2 separate regions of the Homo sapiens genome follow, and region 1 is linked to region 2. The links are chromatin loops, found by intact Hi-C in ENCODE. Cell type or tissue: mammary epithelial cell. All regions are shown on one strand. Region 1 overlaps ECPAS (Ecm29 proteasome adaptor and scaffold). Region 2 overlaps ECPAS (Ecm29 proteasome adaptor and scaffold).

The links. A loop is a pair of places that touch in the nucleus more often than their neighbours do. Peaks named below come from ENCODE experiments on the same cell type or tissue, not always from the same donor. Only the 100,000 strongest peaks of a DNase experiment are listed, where the experiment ranks them.
Region 1: it touches region 2 in a loop (2.3-fold over the local background); 19 of 110 quality-filtered maps call a loop at or near these places.

What each region holds. Positions count from the first base shown.
Region 1 is chr9:111,422,831-111,430,830 of GRCh38, forward strand. It overlaps ECPAS (Ecm29 proteasome adaptor and scaffold), which reads right to left. Exons shown (of 50, transcript NM_001364929.1): 9 at 7,717-7,798; 10 at 5,212-5,331; 11 at 2,913-2,998; 12 at 2,588-2,666; 13 at 369-418. Among named protein-coding and RNA genes, the nearest start is that of ECPAS, 58 kb to the right of the region's middle. In mammary epithelial cell, no CTCF peak of the experiment used is centred here; no DNase peak of the experiment used is centred here.
Region 2 is chr9:111,372,815-111,380,814 of GRCh38, forward strand. ECPAS (Ecm29 proteasome adaptor and scaffold) reads right to left here. Exons shown (of 50, transcript NM_001364929.1): 36 at 5,766-5,916; 37 at 3,662-3,727; 38 at 2,299-2,388; 39 at 1,158-1,224; 40 at 501-592; 41 at 356-422. Among named protein-coding and RNA genes, the nearest start is that of OR2K2, 47 kb to the left of the region's middle. In mammary epithelial cell, no CTCF peak of the experiment used is centred here; no DNase peak of the experiment used is centred here; H3K27ac peaks cover 623 bases.

The DNA of each region.
Region 1 (8,000 bases), 50 kb after region 2:
CAGAAAAGAGAATCACTAGAAAAACCTTGATCACTGGGTTTATAAAGATTAGTGCCAAGTAGCAACAAAAACACTTAAGGTCAATCAAAAGTCTCTAGGGTACAAAAAAAGTAACCCATTATGACACAATTAAGTTCAAACTCTCATTTCAAGACCACCATTTAATACAGTAACATACCTTCAAATGTAAATTAAAATGTCTCACATCTTTTTCCTTCTACACAGAAGACATTTCTAAACAACCTATGACCATTAAATACATTCCCTTTCAGAATCACGACAAATTTATTCTCCGCCATTATTAAATGCCACATAATTTTTCTCTGTTTACCAACACCATATCTCTCACTAAAAAAGAGTTTACTCACCTGGAGAGTTTTCCAACAGCTGAATATGCCATTGACAGTAGTTTAGGGTCCTTGAAATTAAAAAAAGAAAAGAAAGAAAAGAAAGAACAAAAAACAGACAAAACAAAAAATACAGTAAACAGTAAAACCTTTTCGCTGCAATTACATGCATTATTTTACTCCTTATTAAACCTAGGTCTCACTCTGTCTAACTACATGGTGTTAGCACCTGAACAACAACAAAAATGTCCAAACCCAGAATCCATCACACTAACTAAAAGGAAAAACAAGACAAAACCTTGCATCCCCAATCGCTCCAAAAAGAAAATGCAGTGGTCATAGATATGAAAGGTTTCTCTTAGCTGGTGCTGAGTTCAAGATATTTCAACACTATGTAACCTCCAAACACCAAAGTTCATCTTCAACACACTAAAAAACATTAACTCATTAGAAAATACATCACCGGTCCAACAGACTAGGATCCTCCGTCTCTCACCAAAATTGCAATAAACTGTAGTGTGATCTTCTAAAAATCTACACTGTAATGAACAGCTTTCTATCATATTTTCTACCATAAAAAATTAAGAGGGTCATAATCACCAGGTGAATTAGTGAGGTTCTCTCCTCAAGATACAGATAGAGTTTTACATGGTTTTACAAAAACTAATAATCTGATTACTCAGAACACAATAAACTTCTACCAGTTAAAGTTTATGTGTTTATCCTAGGATTTGCCCTTCCACATCTAAATGGCTACTCTTATGGATTCATCTGTTGGGAAGACATGCAGATGTCACCTGCAGGTAAGGGGACTCACACCCTGTGGTTTGTCTGGCCTCTCTAACTTACATTTAAATATACAGCTTCTCCCCAAGAGCCCCAGAACATTTTCATTTCTACCAATGACTCTAAAGCATTTCACCATCTATGCCATAAAATAATCTGAGTGGTCCCCTAGATCTTAACCATGCAAGCATCACTCAATAGGAGAAAGAAGCTATGAGAACCAGGCCTACTTACCACCCCAAAGCACAGCTGCACAGTAAATAAAGTGCCTTTCACTAATAATACCTACTAACGTGCCTTGACTATGGTGAACAATTTAGGTAGATTAACTCATTCAATCTTCACAGTAATCTAATCAAGCAGTATTATTTTCATTTTTCTAATAAGAAGGTGCAAAGAATTTAAGTAACTCACCAAAGAACAAAACTAGGATTCAAACTCAGTTCTAATTTCAGATGTAAGATCTTGATCTCACTATACTACTGCAAACATGCATTCATGTTTAGCTTAGACTGGGGAAAATAATGCTAATGAATTCTTGAAATATTACCTTTTTAAGCAAATTCCTTTTAAATATTGGAGATATTATAGTAAGAGAAATACAGCAGGGAAAGGGATTCAAAAATCCACAGTCCAAGGAATCCTCATCCCATTTAGCTTAAGGAATCAAAAATTTACTGAATGCATGTTTTGACAGAATTTTGAATCATTAAAATCTCAGCCCCATTATTTACCAGAGAAAAATATAAAAGAAAAAAAGTATCTTAGCCCCTGAGAATTAACAGTTTCCCAACACAAGCCAAATCCAAATAGTCACATAGGGAAATCAACATAAATTTCAATTCCTTTAATTCCATTTTTGCACAATAGCTAGAAGTAGCACAAAAGGTGCTGGCTGAAAAAATGCTATTTAAAGATACAGCAGGCTGGGCATGGTGGCTCATGCCTGTAATCCCAGCACTTAGGGAGGCCGAGGCAGGCGGATCACCTGAGGTCAGGAATTCAAGACCAGCCTGGCCTTGAGACGGCCAGTAGAGATGGCCAACCCATCTCTACTAAAAATACAAAAAATTAGCTGGGTGTGGTGGTGGCAGGTGCCTGTAATCCCAGCTACTCGGGAGGCTGAGGCAAGAGAATCACTTGAACCAGGAGCCGGAGGTTGCAGGGAGCTAAGATCATGCCATTGCACTCCAGCCTGGGCAACTAGAGCAAAACTCCATCTCAAAAAAAAAAAAAGATATAGTAAGACCTCATATCAGTTTTTAACAGTTATTTCCCCCCAAAAAAGCAAAAAAGGGCAGTAATTTCTGAAATTTGTACTATTTCAAGTAAAATGTTAAGGAACAGTGAAACTTTAACAAACTTTTAACTAACTACATTGACAGACCAGAAATATTATAGAAAATACTTTAAGATATAAAATGTTGATAAAATTTAAAAGACAAGTCACTTACCTCTTTGTATTCATTGATTAGCTTGGTGAGGCCATTCAAAAGCATTGGACCTAATGGCTTAATCTTGATTTCTGGACAGCTTTAAATAAAACACACATACACAAAGCAAGATAAGAATCTCATGACTACATATCTTTACGGATGATTACATAAAATAATGAGAGACATAACCGAAATAAGTTAAATAATCTATTAAAATACAAAAATTTTTAAAGATGAGCAAACATGTTTTCTTTCTAGGTAAGATGAGTAAAACGATACACTTGAAGCACTCAATCATTCCAGCAGCTTGAAAACTTTATAGTTAAAATAGTTAAAGACTTACGTTATACAAATATGATGCACAAATTGCAGGGATAATGTTCTTAACTTTGAATTTGTATTTGTACCAAAAAGTCCATCATACACCACCTATGTAAAATGAAGAGTTGAGAACATCAATTAATAAAAATAAGAATTTAATATTTTTGAATAGTAATCAGAATTCAGCAGCAGACCTTTCATACTACATCTCGTTCTTCAACATTAATGCAGATACACATTATTAGCTGACCAACTTAGAAAGCCAATCAGAAGCTCCTATAAATAGTCTGTGGAGTAACAAACACAATGGTTGATCGCACAAGTCTGCAAAGATTGTGGGTCTACCACAGTGAGGAAACGAAGAGTACACACTGCAGTGGGTCACCACTCAGCTATTCCCTATGTTTCTTAATTATATGATTCAGGACAAATTCTAATAAAAGCTTCAGAGAAAACATACAAATGGAAATATTCTACAAGTGTCCCATTGGGGTAAAGGTGCTTCAAGTATTATGGAACCACATCTAGAAGGCAAAAAGATCATGCAGATGAGTCCTGTGCAGCATCCAGCAAGTTCAATATTAACCAACAACATCAAAAATATCTAAATCCCTCAAGTTCCTTTTTATGACAAAGATTACTTACACTAAAAAAAAAAAAAAAAACTCTATACTCTTGTTCCTAAAACTGCCAGCAGTATTCTGATCTTATTTAACAATAACATGTGAGTTACAGACTAGTATTGAGTATCTGCTTTATAATTGCCACTGTGCTAGGTACTAAGAGATATAAAAAAGAACAAGCACTCAATCTTGTTGAAGAGTTAAGAGATACACACATTAAAATGATACATAGCCAAGCATGGTGGCTCACACCTACAGTCCCAGCTACTAGGGAGGCTAGGACGGGAGGATCACTTGAGCCCAAGCATTCAAGGCCAGTCTGGGCAACATAGCAAGATCCTGTCTCACTTCAAAAAAAAAAAAAAAAAATCCCAGCACTTTGGGAGGCCAAGGCAGGAAGATCACTTGAGCCCAGGAGTTCTAGACCAGCCTGGGCAACATAGTGAAACTCCATCTGTACAAAAAAATACAAAAATTAGCCAGGCATGGTGGCACATGCCTGTAGTCCCAGCTACTTGGGAGGCCTGGAGATGGGAGAATCATTTGAGCTTGGGAGGCAGAGGCTGCAGTAAGCCTAGATCACACCACTACTGCACTCCAGTCTGGGTGGCACAGAAAGACTCCGTCTCCAAAAAAACCACAAAAAGATATGGGACAAAATATAATCAAGTGCTACATTATTTGAAACAGACTTTTTTTTTAGCTACTCGGGAGGCTGAGGTGGAAGGATCACTTCAGCCTGGGAGGTAGAGGCTGAGTGAGACAAGATTGTGCCACTGCACTCCAGCCTGAGCAACACAGTGAGACCCTGTCTCAGAAAAAAAAAAAAAGCAATGAAAAAGAAAACAGACTGAATGTGGGCCAAGACTAGAGGCAGGAAGGTAAGTTAAAAGAATACTGCAATAACCAAAACAAGAAGTAATAGTTTGAATTAATAGCAGCATTATAGGCATAGAGAAGTGAAGACATTAAGATGAAATCAAGAGGATTTGGCCACTGCCTTCAAGTGAGCTTTCAGTTAAGGATGACTCAGCTTTGTCACTTAAGTGACTAAGTTGCTAATGATACCATTTTTGGAGAAAAGCCACACATAAAAAAAAACCTTGTCTGAAAGGGATTATTACCATACATTTAAGATAAATGGAAGCCAATATAGCATAGGTTAAGTGTTCCTTACTGGAAATGCTTAGGATCAGAAGTGTTTTGAGATTTCAGATTTTTTCAGATTTTGGAATATGTGTACATACATAAAGAGATATCCTGGGGATGAAACCCAAATCTAAAGATGAAATTCACTGACATTTTCTATACACCTTATGCACATAGCCTGAAGGTAATTTATACAATATTTTAAATAATTTTGTGCATGAAGTAAAGTTTTGACTGTTTTAATGCAATCCATCACATGAGACCAGGTATGGAATTTTGCACTTGGAGCATCATGTCAGTACAAAGTTTTGGACTTTGGAGCATTTAGGATTTCAGATTTTCTAATTAGAGATGCTCAACCTATATATATTTTCTGATAATTTTTTTAAAATCATATTGCAGCAAATTTAAGATAGAAAAAAAGAATCTCATTAATCTTGTTATATACATCAACCTACCCACTGAATATCCATTAACACAGTTCTTTCTCTAATTAAATAGACATAAAAGTTGCAGACAGGCCAATATTCTCTGGAAAAAACAAATTACCTGAATGTTGGCTGGGAACGTTTCAGCAGCTTGTCTAGAGCGGAGGAGATGGGGGACAATCTTTAACTTGACTCTTGTACTGACAGGGTCCCTTTTCAACTCTGGCTTCAGAACTGCACCCTGTTGAAAATATGCTTGATTATAACTCAGCAATTCAAAATTATTTTGAACTGAAAATGTCATGAGAATTCATCTTAATCAGTGGTCTCTCAAACTTTGTTTCAAGATCCCTTTACACTCTTAAAAATTACTGAACTCTCCAAAGAGCTTCTGTTTATATCTGTGTAACCTATCAATATTTACTATACGGGAAATTAAAACTGAGAAATTTTAACATATTTGTTTACTCACAATTATTAATAAACTCATTATTTTCAAAACTAACATTTTTATAAAAAATAACTATTTTCCAAAGCAAAAAAAATTGTACTGAGGGAGAAGCACTGTTTTACATTGTCTACTAATCTCTTCAATGTTCGCCTTACTACAAGAGAAATGAATTTTTATATATTCTTCTGTATTCAATCTGCTATAATACATTGTTTTGGTTGAAATAAGTAACAAAAACCTCGCTTGCACAGATATGTGTGGTTGGAAAAGTGGAGATGATTTTAGCTTTCTTAGGTAATTGTGGACATTCTTTTTTCATACTACACCAAAACTTGACAAATAATAATTTCTTAACAGTTAATTGCTTATTTTTAAAAAATGAAAAAAAAAAGGTTAGTTGCAATTTGGAGTTGAAACCATATCAATGAACTTTTGTATACTCTTATACTATATTCCACTGGTTATCTTACTCTGAATGGCTCCCTTGTCCTTATATGCTTTTGTAACATCATTCTTCATGTGCACAATACTGGCTCACTGAGTTAAGCAAATGTTTCTTCATACATACATTTTTTTTCACAAAGCCTGTGCTCATATCACCTGTGTTCTAACGGCATCAGAAAAATCTACTAAGTACTGATAAGCTATCAAATCACTGTGGTGAATACAAGTTTCTCAAAACTCTAATTTTTGCTTGAAAGCTAACTTTTATCATTGCCAATAAATCATGTTGTTTTTCTTGAAGTAACAAGCTCATTTTTTTCCCTTTTAGAGAAAGTATGCACCAAATACCCATCTCGGTAGCTATAATTTGCCTGTCTACTCTTCAAGTAAAGTCATTTTTACTGCTTCATCAAGGATGTTCTTAAGTAAAGCTGAGTTTTATTCTCTTTTTTTTTTTAAATGAGTACATAACACTGAAGAATAGAATAACTGTTAGTCATCTGGTGACATGGCTTTGATATGTGGTAGGAACCTAGCAAGTACACTCACCATTGCTTTTGTACCATGAGTGCAAATATTGACACAGTACAAAAAGAAAAGGCCTTCACAGACTGCCTAAAAGGTGTTTTGTGACCCTAAAAAGGTCCATGGACCACACTGTGAGAACCACTAATCTAATCCAACCCCTTCATTTTCTACATGAAGAACATGAGGCCAGGAAAAGTTATGTGATCAGCCAAACCTTTCCTCCCCAGCACATTCATGTGTACAGCCATTTGGGGCTAGAATTCATAGGTCCTGATTCCCAATTCATTGTTATTTCTGCTTTACCACACTCAATCTAATCTAACCAGGGCTAATATTGATTTTTAAAACAAGTATTTATGGTTTAAAAAGCAAAAAGGCAGACAGGTGCAGTGGTGTGCACCTGTAGTCACAGCTACTCAAGAGACTGAGGCAGGAGCACAGCTTAAGCCCAGAAGTTCAAGTCCAGCCTAGGCAACATAGCTAAACCCCAACTCAAACAAAAAAGAGCAAGAATGCAAGCATGCAAACAAATAATCCTTGTATATCTGGGTTTGGACCTGGAATACTTTTAAACACAGTGAACTAAAAAGAACTCACGTTAGTAAGGCAAAGGTCTTACTTTGAGGCTTTAGAAGGACCTATCTTTTGTTCTAGATTCTAGACCAGAAGTCTGCAAACTATAGCCCACAGTCCGAATCTGGCCCACCATTTATTCTGATAAGGTCTATGAGTTAAGCATCATTTTTACATTTTGTAATGGTTAAAAAATATCAAAGGAATATATTTTGTAATATATGAAAACTACACAAAATTCAAACATCAGTATCCACAATGTTTTACCGGCACACAACCATGCTCATTCGGTTATGTATTGCCTATAGTTGCTTTCATGTTACAAGAGTTCAGCAGCTGCAACCTGAGAGACCATAAGGCCTGCAAAGCCTACAAAATTTACAGAAAAAATTTGTCAATCCCTACTCTAGACAGTTTGTCATTGTTATTTAGGAATCTGAATTTACAACACAAGATCCAGTAAACTAAATTACCAGGTTTTAATTCATCTAAACTAGCATGACTTAAAACTAGCATTTTGTTATAGCACAGATTCAGCTTAAATGAAACTAGAAGAAAATGTATAAATACGCAGTTCATGTCAACAAACTACTTTTTACGCTGATGTGAGAATAAATCAAAACAACCTACCTCTTTTGTCTTCAGTGGTATATCTCCAAGGTACACCTTGTACATCTTATTAATGATGGCAGGATTATTCCAGTCAATTAAGCTATGGAAGGTTTCAACACAGGTTGTTAAAATTATTTTTCCCCCTCCTTCAGTGATTTCAAAAAAATTATAGCCCCAACATTTCTTAACAAAAGAAAATGTTAGAAACACACAAATGAAATGGGCAATTGACATTGTAGAAGAGAAGGAAAAGAAAGGGACTAATTTCTATCAAAGTATGTTTTTAAACCAAAACAAATACA
Region 2 (8,000 bases):
TGAGCTCGGGAGTTTAAGACCAGCCTGGGCAACATGGCGAAACCCCACCTATACAAAAAATACAAAAATTAACCAGGCGTGGTGGCACGTGCCTGTAGTTCCAGCTACTCAGGAGGCTGAGACACAAGAATCGCTTGAGCCCAGGAGGCTGAGGTTGCAGTGAGCTGAGATAGCACCACTGCACTCCAACCTCAGCGACAAAGCCAGACACCATCTCAAAAAAAAAGAAAAGAAAAGAAACAAATGTTTCTAGCAAATCACATAAAATCATGGAGGGTAAGACCTAATTTGTACTGTTTTACTGGGCTGTTAACATCTAAATTTAAAATGACATAAAATAGAAAAAGAAAGGTACCTTCTTTCTCCATATACCACCCATTGAGCTTCTGCAGGAGTTTTTCAGTGCTGCTATCCCGTGAGGTCTGAAAAAGAAACAATCCTAAGTATTTCTTTATAACTGTCAAAGAGTTTTATTTAACTAAGCAAGAAATTTAACTCACCCGAACTAAATGGCCCATAGCAAATGCACAAGATTTCTGAATCACACTGTTCCGATCTGTCAGGCCACTCAGCAAAGCACTCATAAGTTTACCTACCAGAAATAAAGAGAAAAAAATCTGATACTTGGTTGACCAAATGTTCCACTCTGTTCCCAGAACCCAAACAAACCTAACCCTGTAATTAACATCTGATTTACTCCACAGTAGTTTAGATTTCTGGATGTTATATTTATATATCCATTTGCTTCCTTTTACATGATATAAAGTTAAAATTAAACTAGAATATCGTGGAAAAAGATGCAAAATAAGAACGAGGTATATAAAGAACACTAGTCCAGTCTAGAAGCCAATCTAAGAAGAGAAAAATGCTGATGTAAAATCAGCTATCAATGGTAAGTCCTGTGGAAAAGAGGATACTTTTACCTCCTTATACCACTAAGGAATAATCAAATGTTTATGAACAGTGAAAAGCTGCTAAACTTGATAAACTCTGCACCTCCTGCAGACAAAGAAATGAAGGAGTCAGGGGACTGAGGGGAGAAAAGGCACACAGCATCACAAGCAGGTCTGAATGATAAGTATTTTTCCTTTTTAAAACTCTGTCACACAAGACAGGGCTGTGCAAAAATATCACCACACATCCCTTGACAAACTCACCTGAGTAAGGTGTTAGGTCCTGAGGACACTGAGTAGTTAATGACACAATGACACTGGCACAGCCACCCTACAGGGTTACAAAAGCAAAGGTCTAAATCTGATGGTCACAATGTTCTACCTACCAAACCATTGGCTTAGGTGCCAAAAATTTAAACATATAAAATACATGAAGCCTAATACCCCCTCCAGGACTCAATATAGAAAAAGGCAAACTCTTAAACTAGTAATGCAGCGATTTTTTTTAAACCTCCAAGAGAAAGATGGGTGATCTCAGACATTGTGAAAAAGAAAGAAAACTGGTACAATCTTCTGGAAAAGCAAAATATGTCATCTTGTCCATCACTGTGCTAACATTTCCATTTCCAGAAATTTAACCAAATATCTTCAGGTGTGCCTGAAGACACTCATCACAGTGCTTTACTATTTTTTTCAAAAACTGAAAACAAATCAGATGTTCCTTGATGGAGTAAAATAAATGATGTTACATCCATACAGTGGAGTATCATACGGCCATTAGAAGAGGACACTGCAGAAGATACATGTGCAGAAAAGACTGGAAGGAAACACTTCAAAATATTAACAGCAGTTATCTCTGTATGGCAAAATTCTGGACAATTTTTATTTTAACTTTCTCCTAATCTATAAATGCTAAAATTTTAAAATACCAGCAAGTGTTAATTTTGTCATAAGAAAAAATGTGAGTTATTAATTTGTTGTTAAAAGGGTGGTAGGGGGGTGTCTGATCCTTCAAAGATCTTGAAAACTAGGACATTTTTCTATTCAAACACTGCTGACCCCTCTGTGAAAAATGCAATTGCCACCTAAAACAATCCATGCCCTAATAACTGGATGTGCATTTCCATGAACTGCTAATGAATGACAACCCAGAGGGTATGTACACGGCAACCAGAGAACAGAAATGATTCCACTAAATAAGTTAATACTTACTGGAACAGTTAGATGTTTTATTTCTTGAACCAGTTACATGTTTTCAGTTATCAGTGCAACCACAGAAATAAAATGGTTAGTGTATAATATTAGATTTTGTGGTAAAACATGAATTTCAAACATGATGGCTGTTATATCCTTATGGCCAGAACTAATGAAGATGCACATTTCCTCTTGTGGAAAGTACACTTACCTTAGTTCCAAGACCTACACCACTTCTGATCAGTTCACACAACCTAGGAACTAGCTCGCCCAGCACTGACACATCAAGGTATTGCAGGCACTTTTGAAAAAGGACAAATATAAAGGTAAGCCTTGGCAAATAAGTCAGGACCACATCTTCAATTAAAAACTGCCCTTGTCAAACGTGTACCAACTGGATTTGACATGAAGTTGAAAAATCACTGCTTGCTTCTGCTCTGATTTCAATATTAAAACCACTATTGTACTACAAACAGAAAAATTATTCATCAGTGATTCAACACTAAAAACAAACAAAAAAATGAAAAACATCAATTTGCTAAAAAAGAAAAATAATGATTACTCAAGAATGAAGAATCTTTCTGGGCCTACTTCCTCTTTATCAATCCATGTTTAGTATAAAAAACCTAAACTAAATATTGATCTTCTACAGTGGGCCTACCCTACCAAACCCCCTCTAATGAGTCAACTTCTTAGATGACTTTTCCTATAAATTGCTGGCCTTTATTTTTGAAAATGCAATTAACATGTTTTCTATTACTAATGAATATAACTAAATGGTATTCACTAACTATTCCTATTTCTTTAAATTTTTATTTCCCCCCAATAATCCAACTAAGACATAACATTCTTAGACCAAATTTTGGTAATACTCCCCCAGCAGGCACTAAAAAATAGCTACTTCTCTTCACCAGTTTAACATAGTTTTTTGTACACTTCAGTTTTTTTAGGGGTTGGATCTATACCTTCAGAGTCCTGCTAAAGGTACAGATCTGCTTAGCAAACTAATTTCCAGTAAACACAATCATAGCTAACTAACCATTACAGGGAATGCACAACAGAGTAACTTTACCAAGACTCCAGGAAGTTTAGAAATCAGAACCTCAGAATGCCAAGCAGCCCTTTACTGCAAATGCCTTCCTATGACTAAAACAACATATCGACATTGCCCAATCTCTTCACATACCTTTATGTTACCTACTTCATTAAATACCTCCACAGCTTATAACTTTCCTAGTTCCTCCCAAAGATAACTATTAGGCACAGGCACAACTCTGAACCTTTCTAAATAGGCAGATCAAAAGACTACAGATGTAAATTTATAGAGAGCTCTTGATATGTTGTTGTCTCTTGTAATACAAATTTGGACCAACTGTTTCTGGTATTTGGGGAATTATTTATTCCACTTAGTAACAGAGAAGAAAAGAGAAATATACTAAGAAAAAACTGGAGTCACAACAGCTGCTTGACTCATCCCATAAGTCTCTGCTTCATTTAACATAGCCTGAAGACTTTGAAGAATTACACTTTCAGGTAAGCAAACAAACCCTCTCATTATTATTTAAGACACTCACCATGTTGATTGTTTCCATCATTGGAGAAGATTTGGCAGCACTAAGCCGAGCACTATCCATCGCAGCCTAAAGAAGAGAAATTAAAGTCACCCGGCACATTCAATTAATTAGGAATAATCCGCACAAACACCCATAAAAGACTTTCACTTCCAAGCTAAAGAACTTTAAAAAAAAATAATCCGTAGCTATAACAAAGGCAAACATCAAGTCTAACTCTAATTTCTTTTGACCTACACTCAACAATTTACCAGGGGAACCAGCACCACACTACAGGTGAGAAATTCAGATAACAGTTAAGAAATCAGCATAGTATGGCTCTGGGCAAGTCATCCAGCCTTCTTGAGCCTGAGGTTCTCCATCCACTAAATAAAGGAACTGACTAAACAAATTTCTAAGGTTTTTAAAATTGTGTCTAAGCAGTAGAAAATTTTATACGTGCAGTTCTTTAACTTTGTAATTACCCTTCGTATCTATGAAGGTATTTTAATCTAACAACTGTGCTGAAGGAGAGGTTAACACTATCCAGATATGATAAGGGAGAAAAGTAAGGCATACACAAGTGACTTGCCTAGGGCTACAAAGTTTAGACTAGAATTTATGTTTCCAAATTCTCAATGCTTAGTAAACATCCTATGGGCACCCAGGAAGGTGCAAGTCTACTGCTGAAAGAGGGAAAAATAATGAATGAAGAAGAAACAGCAATATTAGAGGCAAAGGGTAAAGAGAGTAAGTTATTAGAGAAGTTTAGGCAAGTTAAAGATCAAATAGTGAACAGAGGAAACATGTTGTATATAACAGGGTTTAACAGTTCTAATAAAAATATATAAATTAAAAAAACAGTCAAATAGAAAAATAGACATGGAACATAAACACAATCACAGAAGAAATATAAACGACTAATACAATATTGAAAAGGCAATGGACAATGCTAGGAAAAGAGTGCAAATCAGAAAAATGAGATTCTTGTTATCACACATACGTTATTCAACAGTGCCAAAGGTACGGAGAAAAAAAGAACACTTAAAACCTTTGATGTTGCAAAACCTCTCCATCAAAAATTCAAAATCACCTCACTGTAGAACACTATACATACATTAAAAAGAATAAGTGTATATATAGACACGATATACTGTTAATTTAAAAAACAAATCACAGAACAACATTCACGGTCTGATACTATTTTTAAATTAGTATGTTTGTTTGGTTTGGTAGCCTATGACTAAAAAGGAATTTGAGAGAAGGCACAGGAAACTTTTGACAGCAGGTGCTCCTCAGGGAATGATACTGTGGTGATTGGGAGACCTTCTATGGGATTACTTTCTATCCTTCTGTATTAACTTTTCACAATAAATATGTTTCATCTGAAGTTTTAAAAAATGACTCTGATCAGGCTGGGTGCGGTGGCTCACGCCTGTAATCCCAGCACTTTGGGAGGCTGAGGCGGGTGGATCACGAGGTCAGGAGATCAAGACCATCCTGGCTAACATGGTGAAACCCTGTCTCTACTAAAAATACAAAAAATCAGCTGGGTGTGGTGGCGCTCACCTGTAATCTCAGCTACTCGGGATGCTGAGGCAGGAGAATCGCTTGAACCTGGCAGGCAGAGGTTGCAGTGAGCCGAGATGGTGCCACTGCACTCCAGCCTGGGTGACAGAGTGATGCTCCGTCTCCAAAAAAATAAAAATAAAAATAAAAATAAAAATGACCCTGATCAGAGACCAGGTGACTCCATTACACCTAAAAAGCAGAACAATTTTGAGATATGCCAAAGTCTAGGTGCAAATACTCTTTGCTTACAGGGCGAGGGAGCCCATGGAAGGACTCTGAAGGTATAGATCCAAGCCCTAACAAAATTGAAATATACAAAAAACTATGTTAAACAAATGTTAATTCATTTTTTAGATGGAAGTGTCAGTTTTCATCCAATTCACAAGACAGTGTATGAGCTGACAACCTCTCTCCAAAAAAACAGTAAAACACTGCATGTGGTGACAGAGGGTGAGTTCTGGTAACAGTAGTGACAGTGTCATTCAAATGAACCTTGGTATCTTAACAGGGCTCTTCCCTCATGATACTTACCAATATGCCTGCGCTATCCACTCACCTTTTCTTGCTCTGTCGCCCGGAGGCTCAAATAATTGAGAACTTGGGGCTCCAATACACTTAAGGACTCTAGCAGAGCTGGAATGAGTTTTGGTGCATGCGGTTTCAACATGGCTCCTGCACTTTTGCTGATCTTCACAAGGGTGTTAATGCTACAAACATATGGAACACAACTCCTGAGTCCTTTTAACAAAAGTGAGAAGACCTACAAATCTAACCATGAGGATGTTCTGCAGTTCACTGCATTAAAGCATATTTTCACATGGTTGCAGAGCCTGGTCTGGGCATTACTTTTTTTAACTTTTATTAAAGAAACCTTGAAGCATATATAGAGGTAGGTAGAATGATAAATGAAGTAGGAAAAGCCTACCTTCATTAATAGTAGGAATGAAGTTCCATGTATTTATTTATAGTAGGAATTTATATTTATAGTGAAATTTTATGGTAGGAATTTATAGTAGGCATGAAATTCCATGTATTCTCCACCCAGTTCAACAATTAGCAACATTTGACCAATTTTGTTTCATTTATACCTCCTCCATACATACAGCCGCTATTCCCCCCTGCCACTGTATTACAGTCATGTGCTGCATGAGACATTTCAGTCAACAACAACAGACCACAATGTCCAGCAGTAGTCCCATAAGATCATACAAGAATACCTTGGGGATACTGCAGGTTCTGTTCCAGACCACCATAATAAAGAAAGCCACATGAATTTTCTAGTTTACCAGTGCATATAGAAGTTTTGTTTACACTATATTGTAGTCTATTAAGTGTGCAATAGCATTATGTCTAAAATAAAGTACATTAGTTAACTTTAAAATATCTTAATGCTACTGATCATCTCAGCTTTCAGCGAGTCATTATCTTTTTGCTGGTGGAGGGTCCTACCTCAATGGTGATGCCTACTGACTAATCAGGGTGGTGTTTGCTGAATGCTGGCGTGGCTGTCGTAATTTCTTAAAATAAGTCAACAATGAAGTTCGCTGCATCAATCAACTCCTCCTTTCACAAAATAATTCTTTGTAGCATGAGATGCAGTTTGATAGCATTTTGCCCACATTAGAACGTCTTTCAAAGTTAGAGTCAATCCTCTCCAACCCTGTTGTTGCTTTATCAACTAAGTTTATGAAATATTCTAAATCCTTTGTGGTCATTTTAACAATGTTCACAGAATCTTCACCAGGAGTAGCTTGCATCTCATGAAACCACTTTCTTTGCTCATCGATAAGAAGCAACTCCTCTTCTGTTCAAGTTTCATCAGGAGATTGCAACAATTCAGTCACGTCTTCAGGCCCCACTTACGATTTCCACCACATATGCAGTGACTTTCTCCAATGACATCTTGAACCCCTCAAAGTCATCCATGAAAGTTGGAATCAACTTCTTCCAAACTATTAATGACATTTTGACCTCCTCCCATGAATCATGAATGTTCTTAACAGCACCTACAATGGTAAGCCCTTTCCAGAAGGTTTTCAATTTACTTTGCCCAGATCCATCAAAGGAATCACTATCAATGGCAGCTCTAGCCTTACAAAATATACTTCTTGAATAGTAAGACTTGAAAGTTGAAATTACACCTTGATCCATGGGCTTCAGAATGGATGTTGTGTTATGCTAACAGCCATGAAAACATTCATTTCCTTGTACCTCTCTATCAGAGCTTTTGGGTGACCAGGCACACTGTCAATGAGCAGTAATACTTTGAAAGGAATCTTTGGGGTTTTTTTTGGTTTGGTTTTTGTTTTGTTGTTATTTTTTTGTTTGTTTGTTTTTTGTTTTTGTTTTTTTAGCAGTAGGCCTCAACAGTGGACTTAAAATACTCAGTAAACCATGCTGTTAACAGATAAGCTGTCATCCAGACTTTGTTGTTCCATTTCTAGAGCACAGAGCAGATTTAGCAGAATTCTTAAGGCTTTAGGATTTTCAGAATGGTAAATGAGCACTGGCTTCAACTTAGTCACCAGCTGCATTGGCCCCTAACAAGACAGTCAGCCTGGCCTTTGAAGCGTTGCAGCCGGGCACTGACTTCTCTCTAGCTAGGAAAATCCTACATGGTATCTTTTGCCAACAAAAGGCTATTTCATCTCCATTGAAAATCTGTTGTTGAGTGTAGACACCTTTATCAGTGATCTTAGCTAGATCTTCTGGATAACCTGCTGCAGCTTCTGTATCAGCAACTGCTGCTTCACCTTGCATCTTTATGTTATGAAGACAGCTTCTTTCCTTA